6 separate regions of the Mus musculus genome follow, and regions 2, 3, 4, 5 and 6 are each linked to region 1. Evidence: chromatin loops called from intact Hi-C (ENCODE). Cell type or tissue: left cerebral cortex. All regions are shown on one strand. Region 1 has its middle 17 kb from the start of Gm39350. Region 2 has its middle 15 kb from the start of Gm34770. Region 3 overlaps Gm34424 (a long non-coding RNA gene). Region 4 has its middle 37 kb from the start of Gm34770. Region 5 overlaps Gm34424 (a long non-coding RNA gene). Region 6 overlaps Gm34828 (a long non-coding RNA gene).

Region 1 (5,000 bases):
TTCAGCTCCCCCTGGCAGGTAAACTTCTTAGGCTGGCCTCGTGGTAGGCCTTGGCATACACTTCTACACAGGGCAGCTATATCAACCCTGATTGTCATCTCTCAGATCCCACTGGCTTATGAGAACTGGGGCTTGTATGGTGCCTCATTTCACGGTCCTCCTGGACAGAGACACAATGTATATAACAATCCTTCCAGAGAGTTTTATGCATTATGGTCTGGCTTTGCTTTAATGAAACCCCATCTTAAAGGCACAAGAATGAGATGTCCAGTGTGTGTGTGTGTGTCTGTGTGTGTGTGTGTGTGTGTGTCTGTGTGTGTCTGTGTGCATGTGTGTGCATGTATGTGTCTCTATGTGTGTCTGTGTGCATGTGTGTGCATGTATGTGTCTCTATGTGTGTCTGTGTGCATGTGTGTGTATGTGTATGTGTGGGTGGCTGGGTGAAGGTTGGAGGTCAGCCTCAAATGTCATTCCTCACAAACTCTATGTCTGTGGAACCTGCGGATGAGGTTAGATTGCTTGGTCAGAGAGCCCAAGGGTCTGCCTGGTTCTGCCTCCCCAAGCACTGGGGTCACACACCACCATGCCCAGTTTTTTATATGGTGTCTGGGGCTCAATCTCTTGTCCTCGTGGTTGTGAGATAAACGCTTCTGACTGCTCTGTCCCTCCAGCCCAGAGATGTCCACTTTTATTCAGTGGATACTTACTTCAGGTGACAGCCCTGAGCTAGGCATTGTGACAGAAACGAATGAGATCCAGCCCTCAAATCTTGCATGCTGGGTCTTCACTTCCCACAGCCTTTGATGGAGCAGGGGCGTCTTCTTACATTAGACTCTCCCTAGAGGACATATGAATGATGTTTCCTTAAAGAAAGCAAGAATTTCCTGGCGTGATGGTGTGTGCCTATAATCCCAGAACTCAAGAAGCTAAGGCAGCTTGAAGATTATGAGTTCAAGGCCAGCTTGGGCTATATACTAAGCCCCTTAACAAAGCAACTCTGCTAACAGGTTTCCCAACACACATCTGGCTGCGCCATGCTGAGTCAAACATGAGTCCTTGAACAAAGAGCCTCTTATGGCTTGATTGGCCTTCGAGTTCCTGGTGCACAAACTCTCACAATACGCAGAACGTTTCTTCCCCCAGAAACACATTTAAATAAGATTTTCTCAAATTGGATTTCAGGTGGTTTCACTTCTCTCGGCTCTGCTTTGAAGCCAAACTTACCTTTCCCGTGGCCTACTTCCGCACAGCCTTCCCGATGATTTTAAGCTAATCTGTTAAACCACTTTGCATTTAGAAGGATTTAACCAATATTAGAATACTATTTTACTCCTCCCCAAGAAAGATAGGGCCTCTAAACCCATTGCTGCACTAATCCGGAATTTCACAACACACGTTTGTGCAGGGCTAGAAGGCTAGGCAGGCTTGGGGCCAAAGCACAGAGCCCATTGGAATTTTTATTGGTCCCAGGGACACAGGCTCTGCCTAAGGTATCTTTGGGAGATGTCAGTGTCTCACAGCAACCTTTCCTCCCCACTTCAAGGGTTTCGGGTCTACTGTGAGTGAGGTAGACCTGCCTGTCCCCCGGGGCCAGCCATCCTGTCCCCTGAGTGATCCTGGGCCTCTCCACAGTAGGAGCAGTAGAAGGTTACTTGATTTTCTGCCTCTGTCTCGTTGTGTGACTGCAAGGTCATCCTCAGTGAATCGTGTGTGACCTTGATCTGGGAGGCAATCCCTGTTGAATCTTTCAGATCAGAAAAAGGGGTGGGGCAGATGTACAGAATTGAATGTTTCCAGAGAACCTGGGAATCTTGCAGGGATGCAGGACTAGTAGGTTTCATAACCACTGGGCAATAGAGAGTATATTTGGCCTTTCTCAAGAATGACTACCTCAGGAGCTCAAGAGGACAGCTAGGTCCCCTCATCTGTCCCACCAGAGCCGAGCCTTGGAAATGTAAAATACTAGGAATTGAATATTGTTACAGTGATTGATGTCCTTGCTCTTGCTGGAACTCAGGAAAGGAGGGTGTGGGCAAGGTTATAGGAATGGCGGGCCCTTCTCTGCCACCTCTTCATTATTGTCCTCTGCTTGCTCATTTCCCTAGCCTCACCTGTTAGCCATCTGCACTGTGGCGTGGTCCACGTGCTCATGACATCCTGGCTGTGGAAAGAGCAGGGGAGATCGTCTGTGCTGTAGCTATACATACATTGGATGCAATGAAACGGGGGTGGTGTTTGTGTCTCTGTTTTCTTTCAGAGTGGAGCTAGGGATGTGTCTGCCTGGAACATCTGCTCCTGGGCACCGTGTATTTAACTGCAGTGCAGAAAATTTAAACATGAACTTAAGTTCTCTGAGACTGTGTGGAGGGAGATTTGGCCATCAGCGTTACAGTTCTTTTTCTAAACCAAAATGCCCAGATTGAGGCATTAAAATGTAACACTTCCACACCCACAGGGTGGGAGGAAGAACACAGCTACATATTTACAACCTGATTTCTCTGGGGAAAGGTAAGAGCTGTTGTGTGGTGTGGCTTCCTAGTTCGTGTGTTGGCTCTTCAGTACATTTTGTTATTTTCTGTGCACTCAAACACAGACCATCTGAGTGAACACACACAGCAGCTGAGAGCGCTTCCTCCTCACCTTGCTGGGTGTCCCTCCCTAAGAATCTGTGCCAGACTTCAGGGCGAATTCTCCAGACTTGTAAGGCTGATGATGCCCTGAGGCTTATCCACTGGAGACAGCAGGGTTAAGGCTGAGACCACTCTAGCTATGTCTCAGCTAGGTTTTTTATTGCTGCGATGAAATACCATGTCTAAAAAGCGAGTTGGGAGGGAAGGGTTTATTTGGCTAACACTCCTATACTGCTATTCATTATCCAAGGAAGTCAAACGGCAGGATCCAAGAGGCAAAAGCTAATACAGAGACCATGGAGGGATGCTGGTTACTAGCTTGCTCCCTATGCCTTGCTCAGTCTGCTTTCTTATAGAAGCTAGAACCACCAGGCCAGGGATGGTACCACCCACAACGAGCTAAGTGGTTAATCACTAATTGAAAAAAAATGTCTTAGTGCGGGGTCTTATGGAGGCATTTCCTCAAATGAGGCTCCTTCCTCTCTGATGGCTCTGGCTGGCATCAAATTGACACACAAACTCAGCCAGTACAAGTTGTAATGACAGCTAGGGGGAAATCCACTGGGACCCAGAACCTCCTTGAACATGACCAGGAAAGGTCGGCCCTAGGGATCTACTTCCTACACACAGAGCCTGTAAGCGACTTCTATCCAGGTATCCAAGCAGACTTCACATCAGCCGATCAGTCACAAGTCTTAAACCTTGAGTCCCAACAACAGCCTCCTGGGTTTGTCCTTGTTGTCCTCTGCCACCATCTTGAATTCTCTCCCTTTTCTCTCGCACACATGTGTGTCACTGTCAGATCCCAAGTGAGAGAAAAGATAGAATGGGGACTGCCCTTAAAATTGTCATCATGGATCCAGTGAGATAACTCAGCAGCTAAAGGTGCTGCCTACCAAACCTGTTGACCCGAGTCGTCTCTCTTGAATCCACATGGTAGAATTGACTCCTACAAATTGTTCTCTGACTTCCACGTGTTGCTGTGGCATCCAAGCCCTCTTGTGACAAAATAATATATGAAAAAAAATCCCATCCATATAATCACTGTCAGTTCATAGGCTTAGATGTGCTTAGAGTTTCTGAGAATGTCTGTCAGGAAGTTTCTAGATTGGGTTACATGAGTAGTCAACGGACTGGGGTCCTAGTCTGAGAAGAAAAAAGAGAAGCTACAAAAATTTATCTATCTCTGCTTCCTAACCAGCTGGCTCACACACCTGCTACCATGATTCTCCCACAGCAATGGGCTGGACTCTAAAACTGTGAGTCAAAAATAAGTCCCGGACACTTAAGTCACTGTTGTCAGAGACACTTATCATGACAATGAATTAAGTGACTGACAGATGATGTACACACCTCCCCATCCAAGAACATGGTATACTTCTGGGTATTGTCTTCTGGGCATCTCTCAGGAAAGTTTTAACATTCTTGACTTAATTCTCTCAGAGCATTTAGACACTTCCTCCATATTAGCTAACAACATTAAAAAACTAAACTCATTTTTTTTTAAATCACAAGAAACAATTTCTTTGCTTCCTGGTGGGGTGGGGGTGGGGAGCGAGGGAAGGCCTGCAAGATCAGGCAACACAGAGCCCATGTTGTGCCAGGCAATGAGTGATTGCCTGCGTGGCAGAGGCTTAGCATCAGAGTGCTATCCTCCTCCTGTCATTAAATGTTTGAGTATGTGACAGGGGCACAGCAGTTGAAAACGAGGTCGGGGGTTGATCACGGGAAGCTGCTTCTCAGAGCATCAAAGAAGGAGTTGGGTTTCCAGACTGGAAACAGCAGGAGCCTGTAGGGCGCTGGGTGGAGCTGGGATGGGGGACAGATTGGAGATAGGCACATTAGGAGGCCATGTTCTTACTGAGACAGGATCTAGATGCTCTTAGGAAACAAGGGTGGGGCTTATGGTTTGTCAAGAGCTGCTAATGTAGCAAATTTGGCCTCTCCTCTGAATGAGGAGTGATTCTCTGACTGTTGGCATGTAGACTCCTAACTGGCTCAAAAATGATCATTTTAGAAAAGGCAACTTCCACTAGTATCCAGATTCTGCCCTCAGAGCCACTGAAAGGCCACCAGGCAGGGCCACGTGGTGGTAGTCCTTCCTTGGAGCCTCTCCGGCCTCACTCAGGAGTATCTCAGTTTTCCTTAATAAATCATGGCCACTTTGCTTACTCTCTGCCCATGAGTCCTTCCTTATGCTCCATGGGTGTGAGACAGTGAAACAAGAAGCCATTGAATTAGGGTAGGTAGGGTGCTCCTGACCATGTAGCTGCCCCCAGTTATAGTCACTAATAGCTAAGAAAGACTCCCTAGTTCTCAAAACTCCATAGTTTGCTCTAGGTGTGCTAGGAACATGGGCTCCAGCTGCCT
Region 2 (5,000 bases), 99 kb before region 1:
CTTCCAGCCTGGTTGCCCCCCAAAAGGATTTACAAGTCCCTGAGAGCCCTTGCTCTTCAGAAAGAGAGCCTCTCCATCAACCCACCTTTCCCCAGATGCCCCACTATGCTGGGCCTCAGTTTCCCAGTCTGTCAGGGGACCAGTTCTTCTTCACAGGTCTGGTTTAGTGATCTAGCTGCTCTAGGTTTCCCTGGGACCTTTTGGTAGTGAGTTTTCACCGTGCCTGGGTTACCTAACTCTCGCCCTGGAGCATTGAGATAGGAAGGACTCGGGGAGGGGTGACTTAGATCAGCCAGCCTCAGAGAGTGTGTCCAAGATCACATGGCAAGAAGGGAGTCTTGGTGAGGTCTGGGCTTCTCCCTGGGCGGTTGTTTTAAAGTCATCACCAAGCTTGCATAGACAGTCATTTTTAAACTTGGGACATACAGTATAATGGCTTCATGTCAAATACATGAGATCCATTAAAGGGGGAAAAGAGGACTCTGAGTTATTTTACTGACATGATCTGGTCACACGATTGGAAATGCAAATGAGGAGGGTTACTGGAGAATTCCAGTTAGGACTCTTCACCGAGAACGTCAGATGACCCAAGGCCTTCTCCAAAGCTGGGGTACAGAGAAACCTCAGCCCCGAAAAATCCAGAGAAAAATCATGTAAAAATTCTCCAGCTGCCCAGACTACAAGGACTGATTCCCAAGAGGGCCCACATGTAATCAGAGATGGGTCACCTAAGTGTCACTTTGTATAACTACCGGCTTGCTGACTTGGTGGAGGGGAGGGAGCAGACTACCATCCAGGCGGTGCACCACAATCGTGTACATGTATACGTCAGAGTTACACAGGGACACCACATGTGCACAGGCGTGAGACATGGTCACATGGACACAGACAACAGCCCAGCCATGTAGAGCTCATTTGTCTCCCAGCAGTGACTTTTGAAATAAAGATGAAGGGTACGTGTGGATGCTGCCCTCTCCAGCGACTAGAACCTCATAGCTGTCTCGGATGTGAGCATCAAGGTAGCACCTTTGGGAAAGCCCTTTCAGCTCTGTAGGCCACGCCTGGAGGTGCCAGTGCCAGGACAGTGATGTGTCGGCCACAGTTCTTGCAGGACAGGGCAGGACCATCTCGCTTAGCCTGGTCTGGGCCTCTTTAGCTCTCATCAAAGCCACGCACGGCAGTCTATGGTTCTTTCCAGTCTGACCCAGTTCCTCCATGGACACCAGCTGGAGATCTGGGGTGCCTTCTGTGGGTTACAGACAAATCTTACGTGACCGGAATAATTTCTAATAGTTTTACCAGCTGCTAGTATGGAAATATTAGGCATGTCATATTTAAATATAAAATTTCCAAAGCTACAAATTTGGCCTTTTCACAACCTGGAGGCTGTGGCTTCACTAGTCAGGCTCTCACATGGCCCTGGTCACTCAGATGAGTGTCTTCAATCCTTTTATTCAACATACATGTGCTAGGCTCCACCCTCCAGCCTCAGTCGGCTTCCATGCTCTCCAGGTTCTGTGGTAAAACCGAGACCCACCTCTGTCTTGTTTGATAGATAAAGAAGCAGAAGTCAGGGCAAGGGTTACAAAAACTGCTCAAAGAACACATCTCCCCTTTCAGAGAGCTCCAGTATGCAAAGCCGTTTGCAGGCCATGCTGGGCTATTGAGCTTTACCCTACTCTCAATACACAATGCATGTTACCCCTGACATCACCATATGATGCACCTTGCCCCTGCCATACAGTATACCCCATCTCCCCCACACAACATATCTCTCTCCACCCCCACAATGCACCACACACCTCCACCCCTGACACACACCTCACTTTCACCCCCACACCGTGCATCTTCCCAAGGGGAGGGTTCTAAATAAGCCTGGGCTGATTCTCCACTCAGCCCCTGAAGCATGCTTATCATTCCAAGATCTCCACTCCAGCATCCCAGGTCTCAAAGGCTGAGCCAGCGCTCCCTGACAGCTCTGCTGTGGAGACAGGCTTCCTCTAGTCTCCTGTCGCATGCTCCCACCCACTGTCGCCTGTTCTGCGAGCATCGAGTCCACAGTCACTAGCCACCACTCACGGCTTGCTCAGAATGATCCCTCAGATCTTGGACGCTGGCCCGAGGAGCCCTGCGTATGTATAGATCTCATTTTCACACAACAGGCTGCCTAGCAGATGGGGACCCAGACCAGCCTCCAACGTTTAGCTGAGTGTAAGATGTGGGAAACTAGAGGGCTTTGAAGCAGCCCCTTACTGTTGCCAGCGTTCAACCTCAGAATTTTCATGGAGGGGGAAAAAAAACAAACCCTAAACTTTAAAAAAAAAATTAAAAAAAAACAAACTCAACAACAGCAACACACACATATACACAAACCCAACAAAACCACAGCTTTCCTTGCTCCCCCAAACCAGATGGCAGATGGTATGGAACCAGTAAAACACAGCCTCAAGCATTTGTTTACTTAGCAGTGAGTGTAATATGGCTTTGTAGTCCCTTGCTAGGAAACACCAACCTTCTAACCAAAGAAGCGATGTGTTGGAGTGACACCTTGGAGGAGCTGTTGGAGGAACTGTGCCCAAGTGTCACAGGACCCAGGAAGATGGGACAGGCTGAGGCCTCTCTGGTTGGTGGATCAGGAATTCAAGGTCATCCTGGCTACAAATCAAGTTTGAGTCTAGCCTGGGCTAATGAGACCCTGTCTCAAAAAGATAAGGATTTCCTTTCTGATCTGGGAAGCCCCCAGAGAACCCTGTTCCATTCTAATGAACTGATCAATTTGCAAGAGATGTTGGGCTAGCCAGTGGGAGTCCTCATTGTAAGCACTAACTGATGATATGTGTCTGCTGCTTGCCTTTTGTCTCCAAGGCAGCCTGCCACAGGAAGAATATGTCTGTCTCATTGTTGAAACATCTGTGGAAGGCACTGCTCTGGGCCACTCGCCGATGCCAAAGAAGGGCTTGCGCCCCTGAGAAAAGAATCTGTTTTATGGTTTGGGCCTTAGGGTGCTAGAGAATAAGAGCGTTGTGCTTTACCACCGTTCTTTCCGTTGTCATCCAGGAGACTCACAGCTAAAATTACATGCCAAGATTAAATAACTAAATTAGTTAAGTGGCAGAAACCCAAGCCAAACAATTTTAAGTAAAAAGGTAACTTATAAGGTCAAAGAAATACAGATGGCTTCATAGATGGCTGGAATTGTGGTTAACAGGCCTCCCCTTTCTAGGGAGGCCTTAGACTTGCTCTCTCCACAAGCCAGCCACCACAGCCCCAAACTTCTCAAACCTAATCCTAGCATCCATTAGAGTCCCCTTGGGAGCATCTGACGGGTCCTTCTTGACACGTGCTTCATCTGCGGGCTGTTTATAGTAGCCAGAGACTCAGAGGATTCTGACGAGGGTTGGACCGTGTGTGACTTAGGTGGAAGAGGGGACCATCCACTCTATGGAAGCACATGGAACAAAGTTCCTAAGGCATGTGGGGGGAGGGGAAGCAGTCACAGGATGAACCCTAACATAGCTTTTTAACCCTGCCCTTTACCTCAATTCATGTATGTCTTTCTTGAAGATTCATGTTATCAGATGTCTCTTTTTGTAGCAATTGATCCTAAAAGCTATTAACTACAGGTATAGTCTATTCTGAATGGATGAGGGAGAGACTGAAGAGATTCAAGAGTGTATGGGTTGGAGTGTTTCTTTAGTAAACAGTACCCTTGTGGCCTGGGAATCCTGGCACTCATTCTGTTCCCAGGGCTGTGTTACAGACAACGCTGTGGTTCAAGGTCACCTTGACCAAAGCCCGATGACTGCATCTCTGATGGCTGAAACTCAGAAGCCTGACATCTGGCAGGGGCTCTTCCTGTCCTGTGTCTGATTATGGCTTTTCTTTTTCATCCTTTCCCTGGATGCCTCTGCTCCCACTGGCCAACCCAAAATTTCTTGCAAATCAATCAGTTCATTAGAATGGGACAGGATTCTCTGGAACCTTCCAGACCAGAAGGGAAATTCTTTTTGAGACAGGGTCTCCTATAGCCCAGGCTAGATCCAAGCTTGGTTTGTAGCCAGGATGACCTTGAATTCCAGATCCACCAACCTCCATCTCCCAAATACTGGCTCTTGTACAGTCAGACCCAATGGAAGTGCTAGGATTGAGCTGGTGTTTTGTGCTAGCCTGGTAAGCAGTGGATTAACTGGGCCACATCCCCACCCCCAAGGAAGACATCTTTAAGAATGTTTTGTCTATAGATTTGTTCATCGTTGGGCAGCAAATTACTGAAAAGATGGCAACTTTATCCAATATAGGCCTTTATCCTCTCCCATCATCCTGATGTCAAGAGACCAGGTAGCCCAATGGAGTCTTCCCAGCAGGCCCAAGAAGCTGTAATGGGGTTGTTAGACTGCAATCTCACCAGGAGGCTTGACTGAGGAGAAGAGATGAGAAGGGAGGATTCTTTTACAGCCTGTAATTCATTCCTTTGTCACTGAATAAGAGAGGGCCCTGGCTTTGTGCATTCTGTGGGTCCAGGACCATCCCATGGGCTCCGAAGTCTCCCCTCCACAGTTCTTTGCCACATGGGCCTCCAGAACAGGATTGCTTATTTACAAGCCAGCTCAGAGAATCTCCACATGGCATGTATAAGGTACCAAAGTTGTGAAACTGACATCTTCCTTCCCTTGCTATATACACCACAGTGGGACCACAAGAGGGATGCCCCATGTCGTTTAATACAGTGTAATAGTTAGACATAGTTCCAACTCTATGAGTGGTAAGGAAAATCAGGGTAATAACAAATAGATGTAATTGTTGTTAGGCCTCATTTTATGGCCTCCCACGCTTTGGTGTTCCTATAGCCATGTAACAGATAGTGACCTCTCTGTGCCGGGCAGCACAAAGACCTCCACACCCTCATCAGTGTGGGAAGGGAGCAAGGGGTGGGTAGGGCTCCCAGTGAGCCAAGTGCTAAGGGCTATGTTTTCAGGTCTAAGGGTTACACACAGTTTTGA
Region 3 (5,000 bases), 61 kb after region 1:
TCTCTCCCCACCCAGTGATGGCTGATGTGTGATAGGCAGGGGGCGACCACACCAGCAACAAGGTCATCTTGAGGACCTTGGGAAGGCCAGCCTTGTCCAAGAGTTGACCCTTTTTACATGTATGATCCTTGCATGAGTGCTCTGTGGCCTACCAGTTCCCAATGTCCAGGCCATCTCTGGAGGCTGGTGTCCCCTCTGAGAAACAGAGACTTTTGTTGGAAAGGAACACTGACCTACCTCATGGGGGCATTTGGGCTACAGCAGTCACTGTGGGAGTAAATGACTTGGAGACCGTGATCTCTTCATTTGGCGATGAAGCCCCCAGATCCTGTCTCAAAGCAGCAAAGGCCTGTTTTTAGTAATTCAGATCATAGTGAGGAGGTGATGAGACAGGTCTGTCGTCTGGTTCCAGTGGCTCCACATCAGGCTACTGATTTAGCAGCCGCTCTCTGGGAGCACAGAGCCCTGACTGACCAGTGAGATGGGCTGGCTTGATTGTCAACTTGGCTTGATTGAGAAGTGCCTAGAGATTGATATGAAGCACCCCTGGAGAGTCTTCAAGGGCATTCCCAGAAAGGGTTAATGATGGAAGACCCACCTTGAATGGGGGTAGAAACATGCCGCAGGCTGGAGTTCTGGCCAGAATAAAAAGCAACAAAAGAGAAAGCTCAACAAAAGGGTACTCCTCTCTGCTTCAGTGTGAGCTGCTCTGATCCACCTCACTCCCGGCTCCCCACCCCCACCCTAAGCGACCCAAACCTATGAAGCCAAAAGACCAATAAGTCTTTCTTCCATGTTGCTTTTCCTAATTTATTTGGTCATGGGGGCAGACAAATGGACTAACAGTCCATTTCCACAATGTGACCACACACAGAGGAGCCAGTTTCAAAAAACCCATGTGACATTCCAGCCTGCGGAGCTGAAGGGAGCATGGCCATTTGGCTCCGGTGAGTCCATGGGGTCCTCTGAACACCAGGCTTGCCCACTTCAGAGCTAGTTGCACAGCTGGGGTCCCACCAATGCTCATACCACAAGACCCCCAGCTAAAGAGCATTCTAAGCTCACAGGACCCGAACAGCAGCCAGTTCTCGGCCCCATTCTGAGAGTGAGATTTGGTGCATTACCTCGCCATAGGCTCAAAATGACCTGCAGCAAAGACATCGTGTGACTTCAGCCAGTCCAGCCGTCCCCTGTTTGACCATCCACCCATTTCCTCAGACTCTCAGGAACATCCTGGAAGGGACACTTAGTAGAGATAGCAATGGAAACAGTACCTTCAGGTCACACAGGATTTTTCTAACAAGAAACATCCATCAATCTGTACTGAGAGGTTAGCCATGGAAGGAAGAGGGGCTCTTCTGGGGCTAAAGAGAGTGAATATCCACACACAAGGGATCCGTGGAAGGGCCCTCTTGTACCAGGAGGGCATTCTGTGGAGAGTCCATGCAAGGACTCTGCAGAGCACTAAGGCTCCTAGCCATAGGCGCTGTCTGGGGCCTCCAAGCAAGGCCTGTCAGATGGTTGCCTCTGTGGAAGTAGACGTTCCAACTGTATTCATGTGTGTGATATAATTTTAGAAGAGCTTGGATGTCATCACATCCCAAAATACCCTTCCTTAATGTCTACTTGCTACATTAATTCACCACTAGAATTTATCTTCTTTAACTTAATACTTGATTGCACGTTCAAATGTGCATCTTCCTGGGAAATGGGCAGTTTGTTCGAACCCACTGCTGGCCAATACTATATCCCTCTGCCGTGGTGAGGCTTTAAGTCCCTCCTCAAGGGAGAGCCGGTCGAGGGCTGGGGACAAGGGTACTGGGTGTCTGGGGTGGGGGCTGGAGAGCAGCAGAGCCGTAGGCCTGGAGGGTGTGGGAGTACTGGATTCAGTCTTGGCTGCCTTCATGAATGCGTTTGGGGCTGGGCCTGTCCTAGAGATATCCCAGAACTATTTTGGGAGGCAGCAAATTTAGCTGGTAGCTGGTTTAGCAGATCATCCAGATATGTTGGTATTTCTGATGAGACAATCTGTCTCAGAAGGAGACGTGCAAAGCCTTCACAACCCAGAGGGATGTGCCATTTTGAGCACAGCTGTAGATAGTGCATAACCCACAGTCTCTTCCGCAGGCCAAGCCCAGCGAGAGGCAAACCACTCCCAACCATGAGCTCTTAGTGGGTCCAGAGCTTGCAGGCAAAAGCCAGCCTTCTTCAAAATCATTTGAACAGCATGACAGAGCAGCTGACAGATGGGGAAACTGAGGCATCACCCTAAAGTAACTCTGGGACTAGATGGAATAGTTAGGACTTCAGCCCAGGGTTTTTTTTTTTTTTTTTTTTTGGTTTCAAATCTCATTGTAATTAAATTTTAAATTTTAATTTGCATATTTAATGAGCTCATCGGGTGTTATAATTTCAGCTGTCAAATTACTGCACAAGATTTTCTTAAAAGGACCAGCTTTGCTGCCCCTCTGCCCTCCTTGGTCCCAATTTTTCAAAACGTAGAGCCACCAATTCCTGGATTTTAGCTATTTCTTCTTACATTAATGCCAAATTTGTAAGCAAAATAGTTAAGCTTTTGTATCTTGATCTAAATCCCTTTTCTTTTCTTTGTATGTGTATGTATGTGTGTGTATATGAGTGTCTACATGTATATGGATACATGTGTGTGCATGCATGTATGGTGAGTGCACCTGCGATTGTTCTCCACTCTATGTACTTGACACAGGGCCTCTTTCTGGACCTTGACATGGCCAGTTCAGCCAGCAAAGCCAGCCAGCTTACTCCAGGCGTCTCCTGTCTTGGCTCTCTGAGCGCTGGGATTACAGGACGGCTGCTGCACTCACCTGGCATGTCCTTGGGTTCTGGGAATTCCAACTCAGATTCTCACCCTTGTTCTCTGTGCGCGCTACCCACTGAGCAATCTCCCCAGATCCCCCATCAAAAAGTTCTTAGGAATAGATTAGACTCTTCCTTAAAAAAAGAAAGGTAAGGGTTTGAACTCTTTATACTCTCATAATCAATCAATCAACCAATCAATCAATCAACCAGTCAATCAGTTTCTCTCTTCCTCTCTCCTTCCTTCCTTCCCATGCTCACACTGGTACCTGTGCACACATACACATCCCCTTTATCCTCCTCTGCATACCACAGCACCATTTGGTGACCATTTTTATTTCTGAGGTACAACTAGAGATAATTAAGCCAATTAAGCCAGATTCAGAAAGACAAATATTGCATGTTTTCTCTCGTTTTTGAGTCCTGGAGTTTACCTAGATACACAAAATTACGTGTGTGCAGATGTCATGCAAGTAAAACCAAAATCATCTATGGGAGGAGAAGGGGCTCATGGGAGAGAAAGGGGCACAAAGGGGACAGAGCAGGGTGTTGGGGGTGTTTCAGAGGCCATTATACACTTGCCCCAAAAGCCTTATGTTGCCCAGTATAGCCATTTTTCTGAGTGCCTGCCTCAGGCAGAGACCTTGGCAAGAGGATTCTCCTTAGGTAAGAATGAAGCTGAATGAGACTCGAGCCATGAGTACCAAGAACCCCATTCCTGCAAGGAAAACATGGGTGACCTTCCATAGCCATCACCTTCATATACCACACTATGGCTCTGGTCCTTTGGGGTCCCTTTTCCGGAGCACATGCTGTGAAAATCAGCAAATTATAACTCCCCCCAACGCTGAAGCCGGAGCCAACTCTGAGTCGACATGCCGGGCCTCGTTCAGCTGCGCTTTCTGCTCTTGTTTTAGATGAGAGTTTATACAGGGTCTTGTGAGCAACACAAGCGCATCCCAGACCCTCATCCCTGAGGGACTTGAGCCTGTGTCATCCCACCCTTCTTGCACTATCTGTGGATGCTGCAACTCCTCTGTTACTTGTCAAAACTCAGACACATGCACGTATCAGCTGGCTGCAGCTACCTGCTTCCTTGATTCCAGATATAAGAATAATCACATCCCGATGGTTACTGTCCACCTCCTGCCAAATGGTGACTCCCAAATTCCTTCATGTGCTGGGCTCTTGACTCAGGGATGCCAGTGAACAGGTCATAGTCTTAGAACTAATGGAATTCTCATAGTGTCTCTGGTAGAAGCATGTTTCCTCTGTGCCAGGCCTGGGCCTAAAATTTCAGGGAGCCTCCTCCCGTGGATCAATCAGAGTGGAAACAGGAGGGGTCCTGCTGTGCCTGCCTCTTTCGCATCTCAGAACCATCAGTACCACCTTCTGGGATGATGGCCGCTGCCCTTGTGTGCATCTGTATAGATTTCTGTCATGGGTCAGTTCTCTCTCTACATAAAATGATGGCCAGCTGCAGCCTACAGTTCTGTCCACAGAGGGATCTCTCCTCACAGCTAGATTTCAGTTAAGCTGTTGCACAATGACAAGCTATTGTCAGCTGTGTCTGTATCCCAAACTGACCCATCTGTGAACCAAAATGACCTGTCTTCTTCTCCCTCAGCTGATTCTAAGTACTGGTGATAGAGGCAAGGGCCAGCACGGGATCCCTCACACGGCAGGGAGAGAAATGGCACCTGGGGCTCCTGTTCACGCAGCTTGGTTGTCTGCCATCTGGACCTCGTTCTCCTCTTATGATGGGCTGGGGTGTGTGCCACCATGTTCAGTTAAAGCTCAGCTACTAAGGGGCTGCTCTCAAATGGTCGCTTGAGATCTGTCTCTACGAGGACCAGAAATTGTGGAAGGAGTTTTGTTACTCTAAAATCCTATTTATCCACGTTTCGATCTCTTATTGGTGTTTCCTATACATTCTATGTAGCATCTTGTCTTAACATTTCTAATGCCTTAGGAAGTCACAGGAGATGCCGTTCAAATAGCAGGACCACTTACCCATATCCTGGATGTGCTGCAGAGTCTTTTCCCACCCTGGATGGACTCCATTCAAAGGAACCAGCCTCCCATGCTATATGGTAGATGGGTCAAAGCCATGTTCCTGAGGATCTAATATACTGACTCCAGGACCCATAAGAAGCTTAGCAAGC
Region 4 (5,000 bases), 120 kb before region 1:
TGAGGGGAAACAGGGAGGAAGGAAAGAGAGTGAGTGGGTAGCTCGCCACCAATTCACACCCAAAGTGTGAGGAGAGGAGATCTGATAGGCTGGGTGAGGAGCCCCTCCTTCAGCCTGGAAAGTTCAGAGATTTGAGCAAGCAGAGAGCTGAGGGAAAGTTGGTCAGGCTGAGGGGGAAGGGAGCAGATCTGGTCCGACTGATAGGAAATGCAGGAGTGATGAGCCTGGCAGAGGTTGCTGGTGGCCTTGGATGCTGGGCTGGCCTTTGTGTCCTAGGCAGCGGGAAGCTGAGAGGAAGACTAGACGAAGCTGAGGCCACTGTGTGGTACACTGTGTGAGGCCAGGCCACCTTTCCCAGCACAAGTCTCCCTGGCTCTGGAGAGGTGCAGACCAGGGGTCATCGACACACCCGTAGGAGTGGCCTCCTCAGACCTTTGGATTTCTAGAGTTTTCCTAACTGGGACCCCCTGGACTTTAGGAACAGCTCTTTTGCTTATGTAGTGACCTTAGGGCAGGCAGTCATCACAAAACCCCAGGGTGACTGATTGGGCCATACCTCTGAAGAATTAGAAGCAGGAAACCCAAAAAGTCAGGCCTGTGGCTCTGTTTCCCTCCCTCTTTTCTTCTGTTCCTCTCTCCTTGTCCTGCCCGTCCTCACTGGCTCTGGTTTTAAAGGACAAGTGGCTCTACATGCTCCTGTCCCGAACTCCCCCTATAGGAACCTGGGAGCGAAACTCAGCCTGGCTTGAGGGTCCCAGGAGAAGCTGATTGGCTACACAAAGCAATAGATGGGCATCAGCTATTGCTGGGAGAGGCCCCTCCATCTCCTAACCCCTCCAGTTTTGCAGCACGTTAGGATAGTCTTTAGACAACATGGCTCTTAGAGGAGGGGATACCATTTAAGGTTGTCTCTTCTGTGTAAACCCCCACGCAGAGTTATTATGTGCATGACCCAAGTGAGTTGTGAGAGGGGGTCCACACTCAAGGCAGAACTCACAGGTTTCTGTACTTCCTGGTTCAGAAGAGAGCAATGGCTTAGGAAAACTCCACAAAATCCTAGTATCTTGTGATTATAGCCAGTGAAGGCAGGGAGAGAGTCTGAGTGGAGCTCAGGAGGGGCATGGCAGGTTGGGCCTCTGCCATGGCTTCGTCTTGGGTTCTGGTCTGGACCAAGGCCAAGATTTACTTTGGTAAAGTGTTTGTCACACAGGCATGAGAATCTGAGTTTAATCCTTGGAACCCACACAAGGAACCACAGCAGCCGGACATAGTGAGGTGTGTTTCAAACACGAACTCTAGGGAACAGAGACAGGCAGATCCTGGGCTCGCTGGCCAGCTCTGAGCAAGGACTTCTGAGGAGCTCGGGCTGTTCTTTTGCTTCTCAGGTTCCTTCCTACAGCACCTGTGCGAGGAGCCCCAGAGGTTTGGCCATTCTCCCTCAGTGGGGATGAGGCTTTCTACTTTTTTTTTGGCTCATACGCTGCCTGAAACTGGGTTTCTAAGGGAGATCTTCTAGACTCAGAAGACTCTGCAAGCTTTCTCGTGCATAACGCATTCCTGAAATGGTAGAGGAGGCCAGCTGCAACTGAGGGACACGAGAAAGCATCGTACTGGGTGGGTGTGAACAACATAGGCTTCTGCTTCTATGTGGTGGCCAGCTCGTCGGGGAGAGGCTGTGACTGTGCCCAAGCATACAGCCTCTGGACCTACTTAGTCAGGATCTCAAGCCAAAGTTTGAGTCTCCCAAGCCTCAATTTTCTCATCTGTCTATTGGAACAACAATGGAGGAAGGAGAGGCCATGGTCCACAGAATTTAAAGAGACCAGGGGAGAGCAGCTGGTGCTGACAGGCTCAGCGATGCTTTGTTTTCATTACCAATTGGCTCTCCAAAGCCTCAGCCCAGCCTCGCCTACCTAATTGGCAGCTGTGTTGCATCTAAGATAAGGACCACTACTTTTGGACTCCTACCCCCAAGGTCCCCCTCTAGGATTTATCTTGGGTCTTACCTTCCCTGTGGATGCTCCTTGCAAGAGTCAGTGAACCTTATCATCCCTTTGGGGTCAGATCCATCCTCCTTTGCCACAGCTTTGCAGTGGATCTAGGAGTGAAACTCTCCCTCCCTTTGCCTCCACACTCATGTGCCCCTAGGAGGCCAGCAGGACACTCTAACACAGTCTATGTACCTCAGTGGTGGAACCTCAGTTGTGTTGTGTATCAAGTGGAGGGAGTAACACAAAGGACTTTCCTCAGTAGAGTACAGTGACATACTGCCTAGGAAGGGCTCCCTAATGGTTGGCTATTGCTGTAAATGAAAATTTCAAAATCATGCACATGCTAATGGCTGCATAAACTTCTCTTGTGTGGGTAGATGGTGATTTATTTAACCATCTCCTTGCTTTGGGGGCACTGTGGCTGTCTTTAGTTCTTTGCCGTTACAAATAATTCCACAGCGGACATCTTGTATATAAATCTTTCCATTTATTTCTGATTACTTCCTCAGAAGAGCTCCCCGAGTATTGCCTGTCTTAGAACAAAGTCCTGTCGCCCAGATTTTTCAATGATGCCCTTTGAAATGAAAGCAAAGCCTATTTTCCGTCAGAGAGAGAGAGAGAGAGAGAGAGAGAGAGAGAGAGAGAGAGAGAGAGAGAGAAAGAGAGAGACATATGGAATGGGTTAGGCGAGACTCGGTTTGGGGAAAAGGCAGAAATAGGTTCAAGATGGGATTAGACGTGTGTCAGGATGCCTGACACGGTGCCAGTTACAAAGCTTTCCTCCCAGCTCCTGGCTGGAGGAGAGGCAGGGTCTCGGTCCTCAGGGAGCGCTGATCTCTCTCTGAGACAATTTCAAGGGGCTTTGATGTTCTGAGCGTGGGAGAAACTCAAGTCGTGCGGCTAGCACTGCACTCCTCCAACCAGAAGGGGGCGGTGTGGTCTGTTTCTGTCAGCAGCGAGGCCTTGGCTTTGTTGCTAAGATTGCTCCTTAAAACTTTGGCTCATGTTTGCTATATTTCTCCTGTCTGTTTTTCTTCCCTCCCTCCCACCTTTACACTTTTCACTATCACTTAGATTGCCTTTTTTTCCCCCACCCATTCACTCAGGAGGAAGCTAACATATGCTTGCCTAGGCCAGACATCAAGACTGCTTTCAGACCCGCGCTGGATCCCAGCATGCTCAGAGACTCTGCCTCACACACATCAAACAGATTAAATACTTTTTTTTTCCTGTGAAAAATTATGACTTATTTTTATAACTTTGCTTTTGAAATTCTTTGGCTACAAGTAATTCATTTGATGTAGAATTGGCTTTGATTTCTCAGCAATTATCAGGGGGGCTCAGGAATTCTTGCAAAGTGAGAAAAATCTAACCTGCACATCGTTCTGAAACGTAATGAAATTTTTACGAATACTAAATGAAGCCCTTAATGAGGCTGATGGAAGATTTTGTTTGGGAGACATTTCATTAAAATTTTATTAATTTCCATTGTAAAGTTTCCCCTTTATGTTTCAGAGCCAATGGTTTTGGTGTGTGTGTGTGTGTGTGTGTGTGTGTGTGTGTGTGTGTGTGTTGATTTTTATCTCAAACCCTCTAGTGCCTAATGGATAGAGTGTTCTACCCAGCTTGGGACTGAAGAGTCTGCTCTTTGCACAGAGCCTCCAGGACTCCAAGAGACTGAAAAGTCAAAGCACTGTTATCATGGAATGTGTCAGAGAACCCTGAAAAAAACACCGAGGAAAAGGTGGCCAGTGTGTAACTGGAGTTCCAGCATAGAAGACCCGGTTCTCACACAGCCTTAAAAGGCTAGGCTCAGCCATTGGTCTGAATACACCATAAGACATGTAATCCTGAAAAGCAGAGAAAGATTTTATCAACTGTCTGGAAGAAGGAAGTTCAATGGCCATGAATCTGTCCTCAGGACACCTATGTGAACTTTAGATTTAAGTAGAGGAAGAACTGGACGGGGTGGGAGGGGAGGCGTGCATAACTAAGCAGTCTTGAGCAAGGTGTGGTCCTACAAAGTGGTCCAATAAATAGAGTCTATGATCTGGTCTGTGTCACCTGATCAGATACAAGGTGTGCCGTTTCCATGGTAGATATTTTTGTTTTCATCTTGTAGGTCATTCATCCTGCAGGGACTGGCCATCCCTGGAATCTAAGGTGACTGCAGGTTTAGGACAATGAGTTAGTTATCTTTGTGTTTCCAGTCTGGAAGAGGAAAGAAATAGGGTAGGTAGCCAGACACTCTCTGAGTGGGTAATGTGTCTATGAAGAGTCAATCATGAGTCTGACCAGAAATAAAAGAGGCACACACACAAAACACAACCAGAGAAGTTGGGCTTTCCTCCCGCCTCAAGGCTTGTAAGACTTGTACCTTGTAGTGAGGCTGCTTGCTCTCACTGTCAGCTTGACAGAACCTAGAGTCACCTGGGAAGAAGAAGGAATCTCAATTGAAGAGCTGCCTTGAAAGATTGGCCTATGAGGAACTGTCTTGATGGATGGTTGATGTAGACCCAGCCTACCATGGGCAGCACAATCCCTAGGCAGGTTGTCCCAGGCTATATATTACAACTGGTATTGAGTAAGCCAAGAAGTTCCTTCACGGTTTCTGCTTCAGATTCCCTCATTGATAGATTGTGAACTGGCAAACTAGAGGGGCTTTTTCCTTTTTCTTTCTTTCTTTCTTTCTTTTTTTTTTTTTTTTTTTTTTTTTTTTTTGCTTTTTACCCGAAGTGGCTTCTAAGGGCCTATTCTTCCCAAGACTAGCCCAAGTGAAATCTGAACTTTTCTAAGTGGATCGGATTGTGCAAGCAAGGGCCCAGAAAGTGTCCACATTAGAAAAGAACCTACCAGAAAACACAGCTGGCTGGCCACTTTGCTTAACCCAAGCTAAACTCCAGAGCCTTGTTCCCCGTAACCTTGCTGTTTCCTGGGAGCTCCTCTGACCTCCTGAGTCAGTCAGAACCTTTACTGCAGTGAGATTGCTTTGACTTATGCTTTTCACAG
Region 5 (5,000 bases), 51 kb after region 1:
AACTTGAGTGTCCTCTATCATTCTTCATGATATTTTTTGAGAAAGGTTCTCTGGCTGACCTTGTGACTCACTGTTTGGGCTAGATTGACTGACTAGCAAGCCCCCCAGGACCTGTCTCTGCATTCCCCATACTTCTGCTTCAATGTTGGGGTTACAGGTACACTCCACACAACTCTTGCCCTCATACTTACTTACATATCAGTCACTTTACCTGCTAAGCCACAACCCAGACGTATCCAACTTTCCCCCTACTAATACCCACATACCATACACTGCACATGGCCTACCATAATCCCTCTTGCACAAAGGAACACACACACACATGCATACATATGTAAACACACAATGCTCCCACATATGCACACATATATAACACATGTACACATACACACAGGCATGCACACCTACACCCACACTGATACTTTTAAAAATGCATACATACACACGCACTCACATGCATGTACACACATTCATGAACATAGGTATAAGTGCATAATACAAGATACACACATACATACATGCACACACATACAACATACTCAAACAAATGCACACACACAGCATACACATATACATATACATGCATACACAAACAGGCATGCATACAGATGCACATACATACCCACATAGAAGCACATATACATGCACATGCACACATACAACATACACACATACAAACACAGGGGCAGACACATATAAACACACATGCACCCACGTACTCATGCATAAAAGTACATGCTCACACATATTAAACACACACAAATACATGTATATACAACATACATGCCCATACACAAACTTGTGCCTATGTACATACATGCACACATACAACATATGCATAGATACTTGTACATGCACACCTGAACATACACATGAACATACAACATACACACAGGCACACAATATACATATGCACACACAGAGGCACCATACTCGCATGCTCGCATGCACAACATACACACACGCAGAGGCATCCATACACATGCCCACATGCACACACACACACACACACACACACACACACATATGCACACACGCACAAGCAACCTGGTCAAAAGAAAAAAACGGGAGGAACAAGCCAGGCAGTATTCTTTTTCTACACTCCCTTTGTCAGGCCTCCTGGGGGCGAGCTGCTGATTGACAGGCGGCTAAATGCAGGAGGTTTCCCTGTAATAGAGAAAGATTTTTCTTGAAGCATTCAACTCCTGACCTTTAAAAGCTTGGGGAGCAAAATGATTTTCAGTCACTTGGGCCTGAGTGAAAGGAACGTGCATTGATCGACTGCAGGTCTCAGGCCACCAAGGTCTCAATGCTGTGTCATTAAAATCTTACAATCGAGTTACCCTAATGTATTCCAGCAGCTGCCCCCTCAGAGGTGATTAGTAAATCGTGTCTCTGAGGGCTTGACCAGTCCTGGGGTGACCACAGTGAGTGAGGGGCCTGGGGGCCATGGTTGGCCTCTGCCTTGTGTGTGCCATCGGTGTGGCTTGGCATTGGACTCCAGTAACTTACGACTTTTGGCAGTTTCCCTCCAGTGCCCTGTATTGTAGAAGTGTCTGCCGGTCCGGCCACAGGTGCCTATCTATGTACATGAAGCAGCCAACCATGCTGCTTTGGTCTCCTGGAAACAGTGATTGGCCTTGGGGTCCACCTTACCCAGGCTTAGCCCAGGGCACTGTTCCCTAAGATGATTCTGTCCTCCTGGAGGATCTGAGGGAGGAGTGGGTAAACAAGAGTTGAGAGCAGCCACGTTCCCTGTAAAGTGTGTTCTGTGTGCCGGAGGCAGATGATGAGAGAGAGCAAAGTTTTGATAACACTTCTAGTCTCCGAGGATGCCTGACTGCTTTCCTCTCCTTTGCCTATGTCAGCCATGTTTCTTTGGCTTGGAACCTAACTCTTACCCTGTAGTAAGAACTGATGGTCCCAAGATGCATAAGGAGGGGCTTGGGGACAGGAAGTGATGAAGAACAGCAGGAAGGGAGCATCCGCCCAGCAAATGCAGCCTATCAGATAAGCTTCTCTGGGAGGAGAGAGCCTTCCTTTCCAGCTTCTAAGACAACTGCCAAGCATGGCCCTGCGCCGTCTCCCTCAAGGCTGCTCTGCAGGGCCTCACAACCTCATTCACTACCTCCACTATTTCCTGTTTTTTCCTCTCCCGACTTCCAGAAACCATATTCAGAGAGAATCAGAGTTTGGTTGGCATAGTTAGTCATCTTTGTGCTAGGCCACTTCATAGGCCCCTCTGGTGTCTGAGTCAGATGCTGGCACTGAGTTAATCTCCTGAGGACACTGGGACAGAGACTCATGTGGTCCAAAGCATCCTTAGGCATCATCTCCTTTGGCTCACAGGTCAGCCAATCTGGTTCCCAAGAGCCAGGGCATCCTTAGCACCGTCTTGTGTTTAGACGAGCTTAGGGGAGGCCAAGGACTACCCATCCTTCCCTCTCCTGGTCCATAAACTTCATCAGAGGCACGGGGCTTTTATTTGTCAGAGGGAGCCCTTCCCCCAGCTCCAGGGAGCTTGTTCACAGGTGCCTCTCTGGTGTATTTCTTGCTTGAATTGCAAATTGAATAGCTGCATAAACCCTACATAACTCAGAGCCCCGTGTTGGCAGTATCTTATTTTTCAATTTCTTTTTTTTTTAATTGAATGAACATATTTTATGCAAGCCGTTCTACCTTGGTGAAGGCTGTTCCCCCGTGATTCATCAGAGTAATAACTAGAAACACCATTATTTGGCTCCATCCTCCTGCTGAGAACATCACATAACTGAGAAATGTTCATGCGTCTCACAGAGTTTCAGGGGAGAGAAAAAGGGAGGCAGCCAAGGAGGAGGAGGAGGAGGAGGAGGAGGAGGAGGAGGGGGAGGAGGAGGGGGAGGAGGAGGGGGAGGGGGAGGGGGAGGAGGAGGGGGAGGAGGAGGGGGAGGGGGAGGGGGAGGGAGGGAGGGAGGGAGGGAGGAATGAACAGTCACGTATGCAGAGAATGACACCCAGGGATGTGGTTGGACATGGGGAAACTCAGAACCACAAACAGGTTGGGGATCACATCTCTCTGTCTCTCTCTCTCTCTCTGTCTGTCTCTCTCTCTCTCTCTCTCTCTCTCTCACACACACACACACACACACACACACTTCCACATATGAAAAAGAAAAAAAGACTAAGAATAGTTTTGAAATTTCAAAATGAGAAGAGATGCCAAGCTACCCACTGGTCTCCTATAACTCAGGAGGGGGGGGAGATGCCCTGTGCCTGTCATTGCGCCCACACATGGTCCTGGGTAGAATTCTGCCTAGCAATAGGTAAGGCAATCCATCTCGAGCACGGGTCATTCTTTACGCCTCTTAACTAAGCTCTTGCTGCTCCTTACAATTCCAGACACCCCACCTCTTTGACCTATTCCTCCTGACTTGTGTGTAAATGTTTTTAGTGTTTGGTTGGGTTGGGTTGGATTGGCTGAGCCCTTTGAAGTCTTTTCAGAAGTATCCCTCTGGGCAGAGAAATAAGTCTCTTGGCAAATGTCTCAAGCTCTCTCCCCCTCCCCCTTCCTCTCTCCTCCCTCTCCTTCTTCCCTCTCCTCCTCTTCCTCTCCCTCCTCCTCTTCTTCCCCCTCCTCCTCTCCCTCTCCCTCCTCCTCTTCTTCCCCCTCCCCCTCCCCCTCCTCTTCCCCTCTCTCTCTCTCTCTCTCTCACACACACACACACATAGACACACACACACACATACACAAATCTATTTTTATGTGAACATGCTTGTGTGTATAAATGTATATGTGCAGGAACCCACAGAGGCCTGAAGAGGACATTGGATCCCTTGGAGCTGGATTACCAGTGATCATGAGCTGCCTTACTTAGGTGTTGAGAACCAAGCCCTGACCCTCAGCAAGGGCAGTAAGTACTCTCACCTTCTGAGCATCTACTCAGCCCCCAGATGGGCACTGTTAAAGTTAAATCAAACTCAGAATACAGGTTTCTGAGACCCTTCCCACATCTTCTCCAGAACTGTGTTTTGTTTTGTTTTGTTTTGCTTTGTTTTGTTTTGTTGTTTCCACACATGCGCACTTCTGCCCTGGACTTCGAAGGAAAACACTGAACAAGCGTACAGAGTGAAGGGAGGAGTGGGAGGTGGGCAGACCTACATCACTCGCCTTTTCAGGGATACAGGATGCAGAGACACAGGATCTCAAAGCCGGTGGAAACAAACAAGAACTTCTCCCTTTCCTCCCATCAACAATGTCTTCCCACATCGTGTGATGTCTTCTGTTCTTTGACTTTCAATTTTTCAGTGTCTTCCTCCTTCGTGCACATTTTACCAAGAATATGGAGATGGAAATGTAAAACTCCAGTCTGACGATCTCTGTATTTTAACCAGAGAGTCTCATTTATTGAGACATAGTGTGCTTTCTAATCCATGAAGATTCATTTCTGCCCTTTTTGTTACACTATGCATCTGCTTTAAAAAAAAAAAAGTCTTGTTTTTTCTTCTATTTGATTGGTTTTTTGTTTTTTCTTTTTTTAATGTCTTTTTCCTTTGACTGGTTTTGGTTCCTAGATTTACTGGTTCACATACATTCTGGAATTGCTTTTCCTTGATTGTAAAAATAAAATTGTATTTATAGTATATGTGTATATGCACACATGTACATGGGTGTGCACATGTGTGTGTATGCATGGCATGGTGTGTGTATGCATGTGCATGTGCATGTGTGTGTATATATGTCTGTCTATATTTACATGCAGTGACATGTGGAAGTCAGAGGATAACTCTTGAGTCTTAGTTCTTGCCTTTAAACCCTTGAGTCCCAGGAATAAAATTCAGGTGGTCAGGCTTGGTAACAAGCACCTTCACCTGCTAGGCCATCTCTCTGGCCTGCCTTTCACCATCTGACATATATAATTGATTTGATAAAGTCTGAAGTTAATGAAATCAAACAGTATAAGGCCATACTGGCCCCTTCTGGTCCTGCACAGTCCTTGTGCCCAAGCCCTCAGATCCACGCT
Region 6 (5,000 bases), 180 kb before region 1:
GAGTGATACCCCACCCTAGGAAGAACTGCTCCTCAGACGTGGGAGGGGACAGTCCCAGAACCAGCTCCTGTACCCCCTAGGACAACAGCTGGCAGCTGCTCTTTCCCTTTAGCTACCTCATGATCCCTTATGGTTCCTTTAACCCTGTTGGCCTCTGTCACAGCCTCTCTACTCCTACCTCTGCAGCTACACCATCTAGGGGAATTCTCCCTCCCATGGGGACCTGACTGGTACCTGGGGTACCTATTCTTTCCCTACCCTCAAAGACTCTAATGCCCCAGTCCTCTGCCTGAAGGTATGCAGCAAGCAGGAGGCATTCAGATCTCCATGGCAACATGCTGTCTGTTAGGCCATTCTAAGACATACCGCAAAGGACTTTATACATGGAAACCCCATTGTGGGCCCACGTGACACTACCTGGCTAGGCCCAGTAAGTAGCAAAAGTGTAAGGCCTGGAGATGCGGAACCCAGGTCTGAACTTTAGCCTGGCTATAGGCACAATGTCCCCTTCATTGTGTGTGGTTTTATCATTCCTGGTTCTCATGTGTGCATACACATATATACCTAAACACAAGGCATGCATATACACACACACACACACACACACACACACACACACACACACACACACACATAGATACACACACCACACATACATATATGCATACACAAATACATATCTAAACACACAGGCACGCATATATACACACACACATATATATATACACAAACACAACTGCATACACATATGCATACTCACCTATTTTACACACCATGTGCACACATGACTTGTATATCTTGGGGACAGAAGTTGAGGATGATCAGGGAGGAAGGTCCAGAAGTGGCAAGGGCTAAAGATGGCTGATTGGGCCAGGGAAATCAAGAAGGATTTTTTTTTTCTGGAAGAGGCAAACTGGTCCTGAGATGATTAGACTGCCATTAGAACAGACTACATGGGACCACCAGGTTGCATGGCGGTAGGGAAGTGCATTAAACGTACAAACACCAGGGCCTGGAGAGGTGTCTCAGTCAGTAAGGTGTTAGCTATGCCAGCATCAGGACTTGAGTTCTGATCTCCAGCACCCATATAAAAGCTAGGCATGGTGACACATGTCCAAAACCCCAGAGCTGGGGCAAGTGGGGACATAGGTAGGTCCTGGAGCTTGCTGGTCACCTGTCACACCCAGTCGACCGGACGATCTCCAGGTTCAGTGAGAGACCCTGTCTGAATAAAACAAAGTAGACAGTGGGTGAGGAAGACACCTGATGGGCCCAAATGCTTGTCTATGTGTAGACACATGTCTACAAAAGCAAGCTCACACACCTGTCTATACACATCACACACATCACACACACACACACACACACACACACACACACACACACACACACACACACACACTACAGATCAAAGCCTTCTCACAATCTTCCCGAATCAGGCCCGAATTGGGGGTCGCAGCCCTGAGAACCATGTTGTTTTTCTTCCAAGGGCATCTAGACCCCTCCCCTAAGCCCCACTGCACACTGGGAAGGACAGAAATGAAATAACAGAGGCCGAGGGACTTGCTCAGTGTCTCACAGCAATAGTTCTAAAGCCAGGAGAGAACTCTGTTTCTCTGCTCCCAGTACAGTGCTCACTAGGGACAACTACCTACTCACACCCCCACCCCCAGCTTTCCAGAGGACAGAGTAAAAACGAAGCTTCCCTAGAGACCCGGGCTCAGCCTCCTCCCCCACCCTGCAGCCGGTTCTCAAGATGGCAAGTGGGGGGGTGGATGAAGGTGGAGGCAAAGTGAGAACACGCCTGGAATAACACGACATTTAGAAGCATGAGTCACACTGGCACTTGCTGTTTTCTCCTGCTTCCCCCTCTGCACCACACACCCCCAGGCGCTCTGAGCTGTAGGAACACCGAGTCTGGACAGGGCTTTGGGGAACCTGCCTCAGGGCGCCTGCAGGAAAGAGAGGAGATGGCTCTGAGCCTGGCGCTCCGCCTCCTTGCTTTGTAACTGTCTGATACATTGTACTTCTCTGAGCTCAGCCCAGGACCTTCGGCATCAGGCTTTTCTGTTTCCTGGTGCCACCATCTTCCGCTGGTTCTTGACAAGCTCTCTCTTTCCTGCTGTTCTAGAGCTCTACTGCTCTGGCGTAGTCAAGGAGTCTCTCTGGTGCCTGTGATGGCCGGAGAAGGGAGGACCTGGTTGGGTTAGGGGCTGGGCAGGTAGTATGAAATGCTTCAGACTCCTTGTTGCCAGTCTCAGCTCAGGATCAGTCAGCCTGCTGCATGACTAACGGGGGGATGTGGGACAAGGACAGCCAGTGGTCCCTTGGGCCTCCTCAGCTTGTGCCCTTTGTCTTCACTGGAAAAGGTGACTGGATCTTCTTTAGGGTGTGCTGGACATAGGTGCCTGGGTCTTCCACCTGTACTACCTTGAAGTTCCTACATTGATAATGGAAGAGATGTGTGTGTGTGTGTGTGTGTGTGTGTATACAGACCCAGCCAGATCAGGCAAGCCTACTGGATCTCAGGTCCCTGCAGTTCAACAAACAGTCTTGGGCACACAGCAGGTGCCTGGGACAGATGCTGAATGGAGCCTGTGACCCCCTTGGGTCTTCTCAGTAAGCAGAAGGCTAAATTCCCAAAGTGGTACCTTTGGGCAAGGATCCTCTGTGAGCCAGGGCAAGGGATAGGCTAAGGAGCCCTGTCTATGTGTGCCCTCTGGGGTCTTACTGCAGAGTGATCCCCCCAAAAAACAAAAACAAAATCAAACAAACAAACACCCCCAGACACCTGCATTATATGTGACTCTTAACATTGTATTCATTGGGGCTTAGATGTGGGTGGCACACAGTAGGTGTGCAGTTCATCTAGGTGGTGGAGAGAAGTGAATGAGAAAGAAAAATAGTTGTTGGGGCAAGGTGGGCATGTATAGAGAGCCATTTTATAGATGAGGATACAAAGTTTTAGGGACAATGTAACCTTCCCAAGGTACAACCTGCCTGGTCTCCCCGTTGGTGCCTGCCTGTCTGTGTATAGTCCACATAATGGGTAAACAACTTGCTGGACCACAGGAACCCTTAGTGCTCCAAAAGTTTCCCCTCCTCTTCTTCCGCTCTCTCCCCTCCTCCCTCTTCCTCTTCTCCCTCTTCTCCTCCTCCGCCTCCTCTTAGCCTTTGGTTTTATCATGGTATTTTCAGAAGTGCACACAGGATATTTTGGTCATATTATTCTGACTTCACTCACTCTTGACTTCCACCCCAATCTGGCTGATCCCCAATTTCACACAGACCTCTGTCTACTTTCATATACTTTGTTATTGCACTAATATTATCAGTTGTGCATATGCCTGATTATGCAAAGCTGTCAGAGGACAGCTTTGTGAAGCCCATTCTCTCCTTTCATATTTACATCAGTTTCAGGGGTCAACTCTGGTTGCCAGGCTTGGCACACCTTGCCAGCTATGTATGTATTTATGTATGTATGTATGTATGTATGTATGTATGTATGTATGTATGTATGTGTGTATAATATATGTATATACATATATGAATATATATATTTTTTCTGGTTTTCACATATGAAAGAAAATGTATGATGTTGGTCTTTCTGGACCTGATTTGCTTCACTTAATATAATAGTCTTCAGTTTCATTCACTTTTTTACAAATGACATAATTCCATTCTCCTTTATAGCCAAACAATACTTTACTAAATAGAAAATACTCATCAATTTAGTATATACAATTTCCTTACATATCCATCTGTTTACGGGCATCTAGGCTAGTTCCATACCTTGGATACTGTGACCTTTAGGCAATAAATATGGAAGTGCAGATATCTCTGTTAAGTTGATGTTTATTCCTTCATATGCTGTCTTAGTCAGGGTCTCTATTCCTGCACAAACATCATGACCAAGAAGCAAGTTGGGGAGGAAAGGGTTTATTCAGTTTACACTTCCATACTGCTGTTCATCACCAAAGGAAGTCAGGACTGGAACTCAAGCAGGTCAGAAAGCAGGAGCCGATGCAGAGGCCATGGAGGGATGTTCTTTACTGGCTTGCTTCCCCTGGCTTGCTCAGCCTGCTCTCTTATAGAACCCAAGACTACCAGCCCAGAGATGGTCCCACCCACAAGGGGCCTTTTCCCCCTTGATCACTCATTGAGAAAATGCCTTACAGCTGGATCTTTGTGGAAGCATTTCCCCAACTGAAGCTCCTTTCTCTGTGATAACTCCAGCTTGCGTCAAGTTGACACAAAACTAGCCAGTACAGATGCATACCCAGGAAAGGAACAACTGGGTCTTGCTGTCCTTTAAGGAACCTCCATGCTAATATCCACAGTGGCTACACTACTTTATAATCCCACTGCCCAAGCAAGACTTTTCCAGGAGAGATGCGATACACATGTCTATCACCCTGTAAGTGTTACAGCTCTGAGAGGAAAGGAATCCTGGCAGCTGGGAGCCAAGGAATACCCAAAAGTCACACCACAAAACAAAACTCACACCAGAGATTTACTGGGAAAAGGACAACAGGGTGCCTCTGTTCAAGAGAGAAGCAGCAAAGAGCTGAGCAGGAGGCAGGCTATACAGGATTGCTTGAAGCACGGAGTTTCCCAGAGTGGTCTGTTCTTGGGGCAAACTCAGGGATTGGTGGGAATTTGTGGCCTAATCTTGGGCTTTTTTTTTTCCTCTGTAGGCTGGAGCTTAGCTGCCTGCATCTTGAGGGTCTGGAACACGTCCTGATGGCTGTTGGAGTACTCTGGCAATGAGGCCTGGCTACTCAGGTCTCAAGGGGCTTACACACCCAGAAAGAGAGTCCACAACAGACCAGATTCCACCAAAGTCCATCTTAGTGAACTAAAAAATTTTACTTGTAGGAATATGGGTGAGGGGTTACTTACATGAGCAGAAATGACCCAGAAACAGATACATCACCAAAGCCACCCAGCATCGGTATAAAAGCTAGAAACCCAGAGCCCACTGCACAACTTGAAGGCAA

What was found. A loop is a pair of places that touch in the nucleus more often than their neighbours do. Peaks named below come from ENCODE experiments on the same cell type or tissue, not always from the same donor. Only the 100,000 strongest peaks of a DNase experiment are listed, where the experiment ranks them.
Region 2: a loop joins it to region 1, with 7 times the contacts of the local background. A loop is called at or near these places in 2 of 42 quality-filtered maps.
Region 3: a loop joins it to region 1, with 4 times the contacts of the local background. A loop is called at or near these places in 2 of 42 quality-filtered maps.
Region 4: it touches region 1 in a loop (2.1-fold over the local background); 2 of 42 quality-filtered maps call a loop at or near these places.
Region 5: a loop joins it to region 1, with 2.6 times the contacts of the local background. A loop is called at or near these places in 3 of 42 quality-filtered maps.
Region 6: it touches region 1 in a loop (8-fold over the local background); 3 of 42 quality-filtered maps call a loop at or near these places.

Annotation. Positions count from the first base shown.
Region 1 is chr9:61,575,789-61,580,788 of GRCm38, reverse strand. No RefSeq gene overlaps it. Among named protein-coding and RNA genes, the nearest start is that of Gm39350, 17 kb to the left of the region's middle. In left cerebral cortex, no CTCF peak of the experiment used is centred here; DNase peaks (open chromatin) are centred at 1,618 and 2,326.
Region 2 is chr9:61,674,334-61,679,333 of GRCm38, reverse strand. No RefSeq gene overlaps it. Among named protein-coding and RNA genes, the nearest start is that of Gm34770, 15 kb to the right of the region's middle. In left cerebral cortex, no CTCF peak of the experiment used is centred here; DNase peaks (open chromatin) are centred at 2,108 and 2,884; H3K27ac peaks cover 281 bases.
Region 3 is chr9:61,515,073-61,520,072 of GRCm38, reverse strand. Gm34424 (a long non-coding RNA gene) reads right to left here. Exons shown (of 5, transcript XR_379518.1): 3 at 1,125-1,233; 4 at 238-635. Among named protein-coding and RNA genes, the nearest start is that of Gm34424, 7.9 kb to the right of the region's middle. In left cerebral cortex, no CTCF peak of the experiment used is centred here; a DNase peak (open chromatin) is centred at 1,956; H3K27ac peaks cover 717 bases.
Region 4 is chr9:61,696,018-61,701,017 of GRCm38, reverse strand. No RefSeq gene overlaps it. Among named protein-coding and RNA genes, the nearest start is that of Gm34770, 37 kb to the right of the region's middle. In left cerebral cortex, a CTCF peak has its summit at 2,901 (motif pointing right); DNase peaks (open chromatin) are centred at 1,601 and 2,958.
Region 5 is chr9:61,524,857-61,529,856 of GRCm38, reverse strand. The region is part of intron 4 of Gm34424 (a long non-coding RNA gene); the gene reads right to left. Among named protein-coding and RNA genes, the nearest start is that of Gm34424, 18 kb to the right of the region's middle. In left cerebral cortex, no CTCF peak of the experiment used is centred here; a DNase peak (open chromatin) is centred at 2,595.
Region 6 is chr9:61,750,844-61,755,843 of GRCm38, reverse strand. Gm34828 (a long non-coding RNA gene) reads left to right here. Exons shown (of 7, transcript XR_001779197.1): 7 at 4,698-5,000. Among named protein-coding and RNA genes, the nearest start is that of Gm34828, 69 kb to the left of the region's middle. In left cerebral cortex, a CTCF peak has its summit at 1,975; DNase peaks (open chromatin) are centred at 313 and 1,813; H3K27ac peaks cover 432 bases.